2 separate regions of the Homo sapiens genome follow, and region 2 is linked to region 1. A link is a loop called in an ENCODE intact Hi-C map of the cell type or tissue named here. Cell type or tissue: upper lobe of right lung. All regions are shown on one strand. Each heading gives the region's core, and the rest is flanking DNA. Links, peaks and the distances in the headings are about the cores only.

Evidence for each region. A loop is a pair of places that touch in the nucleus more often than their neighbours do. Peaks named below come from ENCODE experiments on the same cell type or tissue, not always from the same donor. Only the 100,000 strongest peaks of a DNase experiment are listed, where the experiment ranks them.
Region 2: a loop joins it to region 1, with 3.0 times the contacts of the local background. A loop is called at or near these places in 4 of 110 quality-filtered maps.

The regions. Positions count from the first base shown.
Region 1 is chr16:21,570,239-21,578,354 of GRCh38, reverse strand. No RefSeq gene overlaps it. Among named protein-coding and RNA genes, the nearest start is that of METTL9, 25 kb to the left of the region's middle. In upper lobe of right lung, for the core only: no CTCF peak of the experiment used is centred there; no DNase peak of the experiment used is centred there.
Region 2 is chr16:21,517,315-21,524,574 of GRCh38, reverse strand. It overlaps the pseudogene SLC7A5P2. Among named protein-coding and RNA genes, the nearest start is that of MIR3680-1, 15 kb to the right of the region's middle. RefSeq lists enhancers at 102-834, 2,302-3,036, 3,037-3,769, 3,770-4,503 and silencers at 3,750-4,409, 6,665-6,831. In upper lobe of right lung, for the core only: no CTCF peak of the experiment used is centred there; DNase peaks (open chromatin) are centred at 4,044, 4,364 and 4,737; H3K4me3 peaks cover 2,853 bases; H3K27ac peaks cover 3,326 bases.

The sequences.
Region 1 (8,116 bases), core at 1,337-6,336:
GGCATGAGCCACTGCACCTGGCCAAGACCCTTTTCTAATATTAGCATTTTATGCCAAACATTTCCCTCTGTGCACTGTTTTTGTTACATCCCATGAATTTTGAACAGAAGTTTTTACTTCTGTTCAATTCAAAACATTTTCTAATTTCCTTTGTGAGTTCCTCTTTGATTTATGAGTTATTTCTAAGTGTATATTAAAACTTCTAGATATTTGAGAATTTCCCAAGTATATTTCTTATTGGTTTCTAATTCAATTCCATCGTGATCAAAGGAGATACTTTATATGGTTACTATTCTTTTACATTTGTTATGGTTTGCTTTATTTCCCAGAAGATGGTCTATCTTGGTAAATGTTCCATTTGACTGAAAAAGAACATGTATTCTCTTGTGGTTGGGCAGTGTGTTCTATAAATGTCAATTGGTCCAAGTTTTGTTAGAGTATTGCTTACATCTTCTATATACTTATTGGTTTTCTCTCTACTTGTTCCGTTGATTTATTTTTTTGTTTGTTTGATTTTGGTGTTTTGTCTTTGTGGGGTTTTTTCTTTTTTTTTTTTTGAGACAGGGTCTTGCTCTGTTGCCCAGGTTGGAGTGCAGTGACATGATCACTGCTTACTGCAGCCTCAACCTCCTGGGCTCAAATGATTCTCTTGCCTCAGCCTCCCAAGTAGCTGGGACTATAGGCACATGCCACCATGTCTGACTAATTTGTTGTTGCTGTTGTTGTTGTTTTTAGTAGAGACAGGATCTCACTATGTTGCCCTAGCTGGTCTCTAACTCTTGAGCTCACACTATCATCCCACCTCGGCCTCCCAAAGTGCTGGGATTACAGATGTGAGCCACCCTGCCCAGTGTTTTCTGTTAATTTCTAAAAGAGAAGTATTGAAATCTCCACCTGTAATTGTGGATTTGTCTATTTCTCCATTCTCTTCTATCAGCTTTTGCTTCATGAATTTTGAAGCTCTGTTGTTATGCACATACATGTTTAGGATTATTTTATCTTCTTGATTAATTGACCCATTTTTCATAATATGGTCTTCCTCTTTATCATTGATAACATTCCTTCTTCTGAAGTCTACTTTGTCTACTATGAATACAGTTACTGCAACTTTGCTTAGTGCGTTTGCCTGTTTTTTGTTTGTTTCTGTTTTTGTTTTTTTTAGACAGAGTGTCGCTCTGTCGCTAGGCTGGAGTGCAATGGCATGATCTCGGCTCGCTGCAACCTCTGCCTCCCAGGTCCAAGAGATTCTCCCACCTCAGCCTCTGGAGTAGCTGGGACTATAGGCGCCTGCCACAGTGCCCAGCTAATTTTTGTATTTTTATTAGAGAGGGGGTTTCACCAATTGGCCAGGCTGGTCTCAAACTCCTGACCTTGTGATAGGCCCGCCTCGGCTTCCCAAAGTGCTGGGATTACAGGCGTGAGCCACCGTGCCCGACCTTGCCTGTTATTTTTTTAAAGTCTTTTCACTTTTTTTTTTTTTTGAGACTGAGTCTCACTCTATTGCCCAGGCTGGAGTTCAGTGGCGCAATCTCGGCTCACTGCACCTCTGCCTCCCAGGTTCAAGCAATTCTCCTGCCTCAGCCTCCCAAGTAGCTGGGATTACAGCAGCCTGCTATCATACCCGGCTAGTTTTTGTATTTTTAGTAGAGATGAGGTTTTACCATGTTGGCCAGGCTGGTCTCAAACTCCTGACCTCAAGTGATCTGCCCACCTCGGCCTCCCAAAGTGCTGGGATTGCAGGCATTAGCCACTGGACCCAACCTAAGTCTTTTTACTTTTAACATGTCTATATCTTTATTTATTTATTTATTTATTTATTTATTTATTTATTTATTTTCCTTTTGGGAGAACAGGGTCCTGCTATGTTGCCCAGGCAGGTCTCCAACCCCTGGGCTCAAGTAATCCTCTCACCTCCGCCTCCCTAAGTGCTGGGATTACAGGTATGAGCCACTGTGCCTGATAACATGTCTATATTTTTCTTTTTTTTTTCTTTTTTCTTTTTTTTTTTGAGATGGAGTCTTGCTCTGTCACCCAGGCTGGAGTGCAGTGGCACACTCTTGGTTTACTGCAACTTCTACCTCCTGGGTTGAAACAACTCTCCTGCCTCAGCCTCCCAAGTAGCTGGTACTACAGGTGCCTGCCACCACCCCTGGCTAATTTTTGTATTTTTAGTAGAGATGGGGGTTTCACTATGTTGGCCAGGCTGGTCTGGAACTCCTGACCTCAAATGATTCACCCACCTTGGCTTCCCAAAGTGCTGGGATTACAGGCGTGAGATATCACGCCCAGCCAACATGTCTATATCTTTTTTTTTTTTTTTTTTGAGACGGAGTCTTGCTCTGTTACCCTGGCTAGAGTGCAGTGGTGCGATCTTGGCTCATTGCACCCGCCGCCTCCCGGGTCCAAGTGATTCTCCTGCTTCAGCCTCCCAAGTAGCTGAGATTACAGGCACCCGCCACAACACCTGGCTAATGTTTGTATTTTTTTAAATAGAGATGAGGTTTCACCATATAGGTCAGGCTGATCTTGAACTCCTGACCTCAAGTGATCCACCCGCCTCGGCCTCCCAAAGTGCTGGGATTATAGACAGGCATGAGCCACTGTGCCTGGCCTATTTATGCTCTTAAAGGTTATTAATATCTGATATATATATGTTGACGTGCAGTGGTGTGATCACAGCTCACTGCAACTTTGAACTCCTGACTCAAGCAATCCTCCTGCCTCAGCCTCCCAAGTAGCTGGGCCTACAGATGCATGCCACCACACCCCGCTAATTTTTATTTATGTATTTATTTGTAGAGTTCTCACTACGCTGCCCAGGCTGGTCTTGAACTCCTTGATTACAAGCATGAGCCACCATGCCCAGCCTGGTGGAAATATTTTATAATGGTATGTGACTGTTCATCAATTTCCAAATTTGTGTTCAGTGATATCACATTGATATCTTGAAACTGGCCATGGTAGAAGTATTTATACAATGGAAATCAGTATAAATTATTGTGTTGGTTTATTAATTGACTGAACAAGGGGGTCAGCAAACCTTTTCTATAAAGAGCCAGATAATATTTTAGGCTTTGTGAGCCATGTACAGTCTCTGCTTCTTTGGTGGTTAGATCTCAGGCTGTACAAAAAAACAGGCCATGGGTTGGATTTGGCCCACAGGCTATAGTTTGCCTACCCCGGGTCTAGACTTAAGAAAGTAGTAAAAAAGATGCTTGTAAAGACTGAACCCAAAACTGTCATTTCTTTAGCCATTACACTGCAAATGCACAACTAATTAAGGAAATATTCTTCCCAGTATTCAAAACCTATCATTTAATTCAGCAAAGAAGTTGCTCACATCACTAGTGACCAAGTGAAGTTCTGAAGTGGGTCTTCATTGTTTCACTTTTGTCTTACTCATTAAGATAAACAAAAATATAAAACAACATTTAGGTTGGAACTACACTCCTTGGTCAATGACAGGAGTAACTTGAATAGTAATCAAGCATTTATTCAGTCTGGATTTTGTGACTCTGTTGATTCGTAAAATTTATAGTAAGTTACATATGTATAGAATGCATAATATTTTTTTTTCGAAGAGTCAGTTTTAAGCATTTCCAGCACACCAATGTCTACACATGTCCATCTGAGCTGATGATCACTCTTGGCTAAGAAAATCTGAACAGGCACAGAGAATCTGAATCAGTTAGATGAAGGTGGGCGACTGAACTCGTGTGTTGGTGGGGTGGGGGAAGGGGCCAGGTGCAGTGGCTCATGCCTGTAATCCCAACACTTTGGGAGGGTGAGGTGGGTGGATCATTCGAGGCCAGGAGTTCGAGACCAGCCTGGCCAGCATGGTGAAGCCCCATCTCTACTAAAGATACAAAAGAATTAGCTGGATGTGGTCAATTGCACACATGTATCCCAGCTACTTGGGAGGCTAAGGTGGGAGAATGGCTTGAACCCAGGAGGCAGAGGTTGCATTGAGCCTAGATTATGCCACTTCATCCAGCCTGGGCAATAGAGTGAGACTCTATCAAAAAAAAAAAAAAAGAAAAAAAAATGGGAGAAGAAGAAAAAGAGAGACAGAGAAATGAAGCAGAGGTGTCAGAAACAGCAAAAGTCACCTCAGTCCCTGCTTTCCCACTCCAGTCTTTGTATAGCTTAACCATGATTTCCTGTTCCTGGATGCCTATGAGTTTGCCTACTATATACTTCCAAAAAACCTCTTTAAAATCACTGAAATTGAATTCCCTTTTCTTGACCCTAAGAGTGTGCCATATAAATCTGGGTTATTCTCTAATTCTGGTCTTGAATTTCCCAAATCTGATCTTTTTCTTTTTTTTCTTTTTTTTTGAGACGGAGTCTCACTTGCCCAGGCTAGGGTGCAGTGGCGTGATCTCCAATCACTGCAACCTCGGTCTCCTGGGTTCAAGTAATCCTCCTGCCTCAGCCTCCAGAGTAGCTGGGACTACAGATGTGCACTACCATGCCCGGCTAATTTTTTTTTTTTTTTTTTTGAGTTGGAGTTTCACTCTTGTTGCCCAGGCTAGAGTGCAATGGCACGATCTTGGCTCACCGCAACCTCTGCCTCCCAGGTTCAAGCGATTCTTCTGCCTCAGCCTCCTGAGTAACTGGGATTACAGGTGCCCACCACCACGCCTGGCTAATTTTTTGTGTTTTTACCAGAGATGAAGTTTCGCGCTGTTGCCCAGGCTGGTTTTGAACTCCCGAGCTCAGGCAATCCACCTACCTTGGCCTCCCAAAGTGCTAGGATTGCAGGCATGACCAACCGTGCCTGGCCAATTTTTGTATTTTTTGTACAGATGGAGTTTCACCATGTTGCCCAGGCTGAGATCTTGAACTCCTGAGTTCAAGTGATCCTCCCACCTTGGCCTCCCAAAATGCTGGGATTACAGGTGTGAGCCAGGCTGGTCTTGAACTCCTGACCTCAAGTGATCTACCCACCTTGGCCTCCCAAAGTGCTGGGATTATAGACATGGGCCACCGCGCCTGGCCTGTCATTTTTTTTTTCTTTTGAGACAGCGTGGTGGAAATACTTTATAATGGTATGTGACTACTCATCAATTTCCAAATTTGTGTTCAGTGATATCACATTGATATCTTGAAACTGACCATGGTAGAAGTCTCACTCTGTGGCCCAGGCTAGAGCACAGTGGCTTGATCACAACTCACTGCAGCCTCGAACTCCTGGGTTTGGGTGATCCTCCCACTCACCCTCTTGAGTAGCTGGGACTACAGGCATGGACCACCATGCCTGGCCAATTTTTTGTATTATTATTTCTTTTTGTAGAGACTGGGTTTAGTAATTTTGCCCAGGCTGGTCTTGACCTCCTGGCCTCAAGCAGATTTGCCCACCTCAGCCTTCCAGTGCTGAAATTACAGGCGTAGGCACCATGCTGACCTCTTACTTTTTTGATAATAGCCATTTCTTTTTAAGACGGAGTCTTGCTCTGCCACCTAGGCTGGAGTGCAGTGGCATGAGCTTGGCTCACTGCAATCTCTGCCTCCTTAGTTCAAGCGATTCCTCTGCCTCAGCCTCCTGAGTAGCTGGGATTACAGCATCTGCCACTACACCCAGCTAATTTTTTGTATTTTAGTAGAGACAGGGTTTCACTATGTTGGCCAGGATGGTCTCAATCTCCTGACCTCATGATCCGCCTGCCTTGGCCTCCCAAAGTGTTGGGATTACAGGCGTGAGCCACTGCGCCCAGCCAAAATAGCCGTTCTAATAGGTGTGACGTGATACCTCATTGTGGACTTATTTATTTATTTATTTATTTATTTATTTATTTATTTATTTATTTTTGAGATGGAGTCTTTCTCTGTCACCCAGGCTGGAGTACAATGGCATGATCTCGGCTCATGCAACCTCCACCTCCCGGGTTCAAGCAATTCTCCTGCCTCAGCCTCCTGAATAGCTGGGATTACAGGTGCCCGCCACCACGCCTGGCTAATTTTTATATTTTTAGTAGACACGGGGGTTTCACCACATTGGCCAGGCTGGTCTAGAACTCCTGACCTCAGTTGATCCGCCTGCCCTCAGCCTACCAAAGTGCTGGGATTATAGGCATGAGCCACCACACCTGGCCTCCATTGTGGTTTTAATTTGTATTTCCTTGATAATTAGCGATGTGGAACATTTTTTTCATATATCTGTTGGCCATTCATATGTCTTCTGTTGAGAAATAGAAAATCTGTTCACATCCTTTGCTCATTTTTTAGTCATGTTTTCTCACTATTGAGTTCTTTTGAGTTCCTTATATATTGTGGATATTAGCCCCTTGTCAGATATATAGTTTGCAAATATTTTACCCTACTCTGTGGATTGTCTCTTCACTTTGTTAATTATTTCCTTTGCTGTGCAGAAGCTCTTTAGTTTGACCTAATCTCTTTTGTCTATTTTTGCTTTAGCTGCTTATGCTTTTGGAGTCCTACCCAAGAAATAATTGACCAGACCAATGTTCTGCAGCTTTCTCTTTTGTTTTTTTCTGGCAGTTTTACAGTTTCAGGCTTTATGTTTAAGTTGTTACTTCATTTTGAGTTGATTTTTATATACGGTGAGAGCTAAGGGTTTAATTTCTGGGGTTTTTTTGTTTGTTTGTTTGTTTTTGAGACAGAGTCTCCCTCTGTCACCAGGCTGGAGTGCAGTAGCGTGATCTTGGCTCACTGCAACCTCTGCCTCCTGGGTTCAAGTGATTCTCCTGCCTCAGCCTCCCGAGTAGCTGGGACTACAAACATGCACCACCACGCCCGGCTAATTTTTGTATTGTTAGTAGAGACGAGGTTTCACCATGTTGGCCAGGATGCTCTCGATCTCTTGACCTCATGATCTGCCCGCCTCAGCCTCCCAAAGTGTTAGGATTACAGGCATGAGCCACTGTGCCTGGCCAAAGGGTCCAATTTCATTCTGGATGTGGATATCCAGTTTTCCCGTCACCATTTATTGAAGAGACTGTCCTTTCCCTGTTGTGTGTTCATGACACCTTTGTTGAAAATCAATTGACTGTAAATGCCTGTGTTTTTTTCTGGGCTTTCTATCCTATTCCATTGGTCTGGGGTTTTGTTGTTGTTGTTGTTGTTGTTGTTTGTTTTTCATTTTTGTTTTTGTTTTTGTTTTTTTGAGATGGCGTTTTTGCTCTTGTTGCCCAGGCTGGAGTGCAATGGCATGATCTCTGCTCACTGCAACCTCCATCTCCCAGGTTCAAGCAATTCTCCTGCCTCGGCCTCCCCAGTAGCTGGGATTACAGGCATGCACCACCACACCTGGCTAATTTTTTGTATGTTTATTAGAGATGGGGTTTCACCACGTTGGCCAGGCTGGTCTCAAACTCCTGACCTCAGGTGATCCACCCACCTCGGCCTCCCAAAGTGTTGGGATTATAGGTGTGAACCACAGCACCCAGCCCACTGGTCTGTTTTTATGTCAGCACGATGCTGTCTTGATTACAATAGTTTATAATTTATTTTGAAATCACGTTGTGTGGTGACCTTCTCCGCTATAAAATCACAGGTGAATCTACAGATGATGATGATGCAGCATTAATGAAAAACAAAAAACTGTTGTCTCACTAATAAAATTGGTCAGAGAAGCAACATGAGGTTTAAAAAATAAAAGGGGCTGGGCATGGTGGCTCATGCCTATAATGCCAGCACTTTGTGATGCTGAGGTGGGAGGATCTCTTGAACCCGGGAAATTGAGGCTGCAGTGAGCTGTGATCGCACCACTGCACTCCAGCCTGGGCAACAGCACGAGACCTTGTCTCTGAAAAATAAATTAATAAAATAAAAATTTTAAAAATAGAAGAATAATTTTAAAAAATTAGCCAGTTGTGGTGGCACACCCCTGTGGTCCCAGCTACTCGGGAGGCTGAGGCATGAAAACTGCTTCAACCTGGGAGGCAGAGGTTGCGGTGAGCCAAGATTGTGCCACTGCACTCTAGCCTGGGTGACAGAGCAAGACTCTTTCTCAAAAAAATAAAAAATAGGGTGGGTGCAGTGGCTCATGCCTGTAATCCCAGCACTTTGAGAGGCCAAGGTGGGTGGATCACCTGAGGTCAGGAGTTCAAAACCAGCCTGGCCAACATGGTGAAACCCCGTCTCTACTAAGAAT
Region 2 (7,260 bases), core at 1,564-6,563, 54 kb after region 1:
TGGTTTTCGGGCCCACACAATAGAAGTCATTGTTTTGGTGGTAAACAATATCCACCTGGATATTTTTCAAAATAGAGAATTGAATTATAACCTACAAATTTCCATCCTCACATGGAAATTTGACCTGGTTGAATGGCATCTGCCCTGCAGCCACTGTCCCCAAAACTGAGAGGCGGGGCAAAGTAGCCGAAGAAAGCAGCGCTGAAGCTGGCAGCTGCAAAGAGTGCAGGGCCCTCCAGTCTCTACAAAATTCACAGCTGCTTCCAGCCTCATGCTGGGACGTGGGCTGAGCAATGAATTCTTCTTGTAATCCAGGGTAGAGTGGAAGAAAGTTCAAGGTGAGCATCAACTCATTCAATCACTTAACAATAGGCAGGTTTGGCTCATACTGCAGAGGCCAAGCAGGAGAACCTGGCTCCTGTGTCTCTGGAAATGTTAAAATGCCTGTCAACAGGAAAAAAAGATCTGTCTCTGCCATCCTGAAGGTAAGTTTGCCACCTACGCACTAAAGATTAAGGCCATATTTTTTCAATGTTGAGATTATTCCCTTTGTCTGCAAACAGGGGCTTAGGACAACAGCCCTTTCTTCTCTCACAGTCCCGGAGGCCAGAGGCCAACATCAAGGTGGTGGCAGGGCCAGACTCCCTCGGGGGCTCCAGGACCCCTCCTGCCTCTTCCAGCTTCTGGGGGCTCCAGGTGTCCCTTGACTCAGAGCCGCCCACTCCCATCCCCGCCTCCATCTTCACGCTCCAGCCACTGAGACCATGCCCGACACAGCAAGTGTGGGCTGCTGCAACTGCTGTCCCTCCGTGTTCCCTCTGCACACATTGGAAAGAAAGTCTGAGGGTGGAAGCCAGGCATTCGGCCAGCCCTGGGAGCACAGTTCGGCAGTGACGGCAACACCAGCAGCTCAGGGTCCTCCACCCGCCAGCCCCGGGAGCACAGTTCTGCAGTGAGGATGACACCAGAGGCTCAGGGTCCTCCACCTGCCAGCCCTGGGAGCACAGTTCTGCAGTGATGGCAATGCCAGCGGCTCAGGGTCTTCTACCTGCTGGTCCCCAGGAGGCGGGCGCAGGTGTCTCCCTGCTTCACAGAAGAGGAAACTGAGACTTTGAAAGCTGAGCCGAGTCACTCGCCTGGTGCCACATTAACCAGCAAGTGGTAGAGGTGAGATCTGAACCCAGGACCGTTCGATTCTAGGCCTGAACTGCTTTTATCTTTTGGATGTATAGTTCACACATAACATAACATTAACCGTTAGTCATTTAAACACGTACAAATCCGTGGTGTTTAAGTCACTCCCAGTGTTGGGCAACCATCCCCATCATCTAGTTCCAAGACATTTTATCACCCCAAAGAGAGACCCCATCCACTCAGCCCTCACTCTCCATCGCCCCTTCCCCCCGCCCTAAGCAGCCACGAATCTCGTCCGTCTCTCTGGATCCTCCTGTCCTGAACATTCGTGCACTCGGAATCATACAACCCGTGGTCACTGACCCTTTCACGCAGCCCAGTGTTTTCAGGGGTCCTGCACATTGCAGCGCGTCTTCCTGTGTGCAGCTGAATGACTCTCCAAGGGATGGCGGACTACGCTGGGTTTATCCATCATCCACGGATGGACGGGCCTGAACTCTGACCCCGGCTCCTACTGTTGCTTCCATGTCATCTTTTTTTTTTTTTTCAAGACCAGTCTCGCCGGGCGCAGTGGCTCACGCCTGTAATCCCAGCACTTTGGGAGGCCGAGGCGGGGGGATCACAAGGTCAGGAGATCAAGACCATCCTGGCTAACACCGTGAAACCCCGTCTCTGCTAAAAATACAAAAAATTAGCCGGGCATGGTGGTGAGCGCCTGTAGTCCCAGCTACTTGGGAGGCTGAGGCAGGAGAATGGTGTGAACCCAGGAGGCGGAGCTTGCAGTAAGCCGAGATCGCGCCACTGCACTCCAGCCTGGGTAACAGAGCGAGACTCCGTCTCAAAAAAAAAAAAAAAAAAAAAAAAAAAAGACCGGTCTCATTCTGTCGCCTAGGCTGGAGTGCAGTGGCGTGATCTCAGCTCACTGCAGCCTCAACCTTCCCCAGCTCAGGTGATCCTTCTACCTCAGCCTCCCCAGCAGCTGGGACTACAGGTGCACCACCACCACGCTGGGCTAGTTTTTGTATTTTTTGTAGAGACGGGGTCTCCCTATGTTGCCCAGGCTGGTCTTGAACTCCTGGGCTCAAGAGATTTTCCCACCTTGGTCTCCCAAAGGGCTGGCATTACAGGCGTGAGCCACCGCGCCCAGCCTCCAAGTCATCTTTCACACGCAGAGCACGCCTGAGAGCAGCAACAAGACTAACGTTGGGGCCAAAGCTAAGAAGTGGGGCGGAGCCTCCCTGGTGGCCGGTCGTCAGCCCAGTGCCTGAAATGCATGCAAAGTCTATTTTTATTTTGCGTAGTTGAACCTAAGCAAAAAATCTGGCCCTATAATCTCTAACCTTGCTCCTAACTGGCACCTACCCTATTGCACAAGAAGCTATCTAGGGGAGGACTCAGTGAGCACTCGGTGAGTTTGTCCAGCCATGGTGGTACTGTCTCCTTCCCTCTGCAGGCACAGCGGGAAGAATAGGGTGGATGGAGGGCTCTCTGCACCTTCCACAGCCCGCAGCGTGGACGGCAGATTACAAGTTAGTATCTGTGCGACCTCCGCACTCCCCTGCCGGTGGCTGCCTGGGCTGCTGAGATTTCGCTTGGTTTTATCACTGCAGAGGAATGCCTGCCATACCGGGGGGCGAGCAAGGTCCAGAATGACAAGCCGTGGCATTCCTCAGCCGCCTCCTCCCCGGGGTGGGGCCTGGACATTCCTGGCTGCAGCTAGAGGTCCCAGCACGACAGGGATTCTGACCCCCCCTCCACCACGGCTATTGTTCAGAATTCTGTGGATTCCAGAGGCATCTGCCCAGCAGACTGTCTTGCTGTGAACACCCAGCTCTGCAACCGGTGTTTGCGTGTTTGCCCTGGGAGGCTGAACGCTCACCCAGAACAAAGGCCTCCCCACATGCCTGCTGTGAGCTTCCAAGTACTCGTTAGGACACACGCCAAGGAACCCCGGGTTGGGGGGATACCGAGGAGCTTCCTCCCTGACCCACACACACCCTTTGAACAGGTCTTTGGCTGCTCACCAGTCTGGTCAATCTCGGGGCAGTATTTATATTCCTTCCCGTTTCCAGGCCTAGGAGCCTTGGCATCCTGCTCTCGCCTCTAACTGAAATTACCTCTCAACCCTTTTTAGCTAAGATGCCTCTCGCATTCCCCAGGAATAACAAGCTTTAAAGCCCCTTCACACTGAAGCCTGCCTTTGAATTTCCCAGCTAGATTTGGGGGTGGGGGTCTTATGGCTCCCGGTGAACCCCCGGTTCTGTTGATTAAATTGAGCTCAGGCAGAGTGCTGGCTTCCCAAAGCCTGTGTTATTACTGCTTCTCAAAGCTACGGGCACCGGATCGCCATCTTTGGCAAGATTCTTTTGGGATACAATGGGAATTACTGGGTGGCCTCGGTTCGGTTCTTCCCTCGTCTCAGTTCGCGGCTCACCAGCCACATTGATGCAGCCCCCAGGCTGGAAGGAGGCTGCAGGAGCTTCCCCTCAGGTCATCTTCTCATCCCTCCCCCGTGCCCCAGGAGCTGGTTGTGGGGGCGGTTCCATCCCCTCGGCCCATCCGGGACAGGAGCCTAGGTTCCCTTCGGGGGGTACCCCAAACCCCATCCTTGGCCTCAGGCCAGCCCTGGTGCACTGCCCGCTCCCAGGCTTGACGAGAGGCTGCGGGCCAGTGGGTGAAGGGGCTCGCCCTGACTGCCAGGCCCCGCCCAGGCGCACCCGGGAGGACGGGCTGGGATGACGCGGGCGCCGGGGGGGTAGGTCGCGAGGCCGGGGTCTCCATGGCGCAGGAGTACGGGGGCCTTCGAGGACCACGCGGGCCTGGGAATCGCCTGCCAGGCTAGGCCGGACGACGCACGTGCTCCGAGCTGGGTCGAGGGGGCGGGGCTGAGGGCCGCGGCCGGGCCACGGGTCGGGGAGGAGCCGCGGACGGTGGGCGGGGCCAGTGGGCCGGGGCCTAAAAGGCGGCGCGGGCGGGGTTCCTGACGCAGCTGCGGGCGGCGGGCGGCGAGCGGCGCGCACAATCCTCGCTCGGCTGCGGCTCCCGGGTGTCCCAGGCCCGGCCGGTAAGCAGAGCATGGCGGGTGCGGGCCCGAAGCGGCGCGCGCTAGCGGCCCCGGTGGCCGAGGAGAAGGAAGAGGCGCGGGAGAAGATGATGGCCGCCAAGCGCGCGGACGGCGCGGCGCCGGCAGGCGAGGGCGAGGGCGTGACCCTGCAGGGGAACATCACGCTACTCAAGGGCGTGGCCGTCATCGTGGTCGCCATCATGAGCTCGGGCATCTTCGTGACGCCCACGGGCGTGCTCAAGGAGGCAGGCTCGCCGGGGCTGGCGCTGGTGGTGTGGGCCGCGTGCGGCGTCTTCTCCATCGTGGGCGCGCTCTGCTACGCGGAGCTGGGCACCACCATCTCCAAATCGGGCGGCGACTACGCCTACATGCTGGACGTCTACGGCTCGCTGCCCGCCTTCCTCAAGCTCTGGATCGAGCTGCTCATCATCCGGCCTTCATCGCAGTACATCGTGGCCCTGGTCTTCGCCACCTACCTGCTCAAGCCGCTCTTCCCCACCTGCCCGGTGCCCGAGGAGGCAGCCAAGCTCGTAGCCTGCCACTCCGTGCGTGAGTACGGGGCGCGGGCCGGGGGTTGGGAGGTCGTAGTCCCTGGGTCCCTGCATCCTTGCATCACTACGCCCCTGGCTCCCACATCTCTACATTTTTGCGTTCCTGGACCGTCCCGGCAGTTCTAGGCTAAGGTCATTGGTCCCAGAAACCAAGTGCGTTTCTTTCATTCATTCTTTTACACTTCTCCCCACAGGCTGGGAATATCTTCAGTGACGGGACAGCAGGGTCCCTGCCCTGCCCTTCGGTGGGCATTTCATTCCCCCACTTAAGCGGTTCAGGCAAGTGCCAGCCTCCCGTTGGCCCCGCTGAGCAATACTCCCAGCCTCTTGCGTGGCACCCACGTGGAGTAACTGAGCAACCGGTTTATTGTTAAAGCTCCGATTGCTGACTGGTTGGTGAAAACGAAATTGCAGTTAAAAAGAAAATTATTCATTTCTGCTCTCCACACCAGCTCGTCAGGAATCAGTGACACGGGCTGACTCATAAGAAAACAGTAGTAATAAAATCGTGTGCGGGTAGTGACTGGTGCTGGTTTAGGCTAAGGGATCCCCCCTGAGGGTTGCCCAGTAGTGAGAGAGCGGAGCTTGGCTGCAGATTCAGTCTGTGTTACAGTGAATGGAGGTTCGGGTCCCAGGTTACTCTGGGAAACAGCCATGGGGCTCCTATTTTGGTGGGCATGGTGCTGGTGTGTTCTTCACCAGGCCAGAGAGAACTGCTTTTCAAAATAGTTTTCTTTTCTTTTCTTTTTTTTTTTGAGATGGAGTCTCACTCTGTCGCCCTGGCTGGAGTGCAGTGGCGCGATCTCGGCTCACTGCAAGCCCCGCCTCCCGGGTTCACGCCATTCTCCTGCCTCAGCCTTCCGAGTAGCTGGGGCTACAGGCGCCCGCCACTACGCCCGGCTAATTTTTTTTGTATTTTTAGTAGAGACGGGGTTTCACCGTGTTAGCCAGGATGGTCTCGATCTCCTGACCTTGTGATCCGCCCGCCTCGGCCTCCCAAAGTGCTGGGATTACAGGCGTGAGCCGCCGTGCCCGGCCTCAAAATAGTTTTCTTGTGGGATTTCAGGGGGAAAATGACTTGTACCAGATACCACATGATTTGGTTGGGTGGCGTGGGAAGGCGGGTCTTGGCAATTCTCAGGTTCATCCCATGGCAAGGATCGGCCTGGATCTCAGTAGTGTGTGTACACATTCAAGGTGGGAAGGGTTAATTTATAGTTGGGGTCTTGAGCCATGAAATCAGGGGAGTGGCTTCTGACTGGCAGGACCTGTTGGCGCTGTTTTCTGCCACACCGTACTTTGGGGAGAAGGGGGAGGGGGAGGCATTTCTTCATAAATGTGAGAATGCCCCGAGGGCAAGACTCAGCAGGGCTCTGTGTGGTTTCTCTGAGGCTCTGAGCGGAGCAGCCGCACCACCATGCAGGTCAAAGCCGGGAAAAATCGTAGGACAGGAGTGGGGAGAGCCTGTGGCTTCCAGCTGGGCGTTGGACATGTGAATGTAGGGGATGACTGATTTCTTTTTTTTGTCATTAGAATTTCACTGGTTCAGTCTCCCTCTCGCCTAGGTACATGCCCGCCTGGTATGTAACGACATGGATAATAGCTTATGCAGCCTGCACTCTTACCTTTAAAAAATGAATCCCTGTTGGCTGGGTGTGATGGCCCACGTCTATAATCCCAGCACTATGGGAGGCCAAGACAGGCAGATCTACCGAGGTCAGGAGTCCGAGACCAGCCTGACCAACATGGTGAAACCCCATCTCTACTAAAAATACAAAAATTAGCTGAGCATAGTGGCTCACGCCTGTAATCCCAGCTACTTATGAGTCTGAGGCATGCTCCGGGACGTGGAGTTTGCAGTGAGTTGAGATCCTGCCACTGCACTCCAGCCTGGGTGACAGAGCAAGCCTGTCTCAAAAAAAAAAAAAAAAAAAAAAAAAGCAGCCCCTGGGTGCTGAGTGTCTGACTTCCTGTTGGTGCCAGGAGTGAGTTGTGGGAAATGCTTCATTGGCCACCAGGAAGGAGACATAGGATGGGGCGCTGCCTAGTTTTCTCTTTCTAATAAAAATCACATCAGTCATACATGAATTCATCATCATTTAAAAATTCAAACCAGCCAGGCACTGTGGCTCATGCCTGTAATCCCAGCACTTTGGGAGGCCGAGGCAGGCGGATCACCTGAAGTCAGGAGTTCGAGACCAGCCTGGCCAACATGGGGAAACCCCATCTCTACTAAAAATACAAAAAATTAGCCAGGCGTGGTGGCAGATGCCTGTAATCCCAGCTACTCGGGAAGCTGTGGCAGGAGAATCACTAGAACCCAGGAGGTGGAGGTTGCAGTGAGCTGAGATCGCACCACTGCACTCCAGCTTGGGCAACAAGGCGAAACTCTGTCTCAAAAAAAAAAAGCAAAAATCAGCTGGGCGTGACGGCGCACACCTGTAGTCCCAGCTACTCGGAGGCTGAGGCAGGAGAACTGCTTGAACTTGGGAGCCAAGATGGTGCCACTAA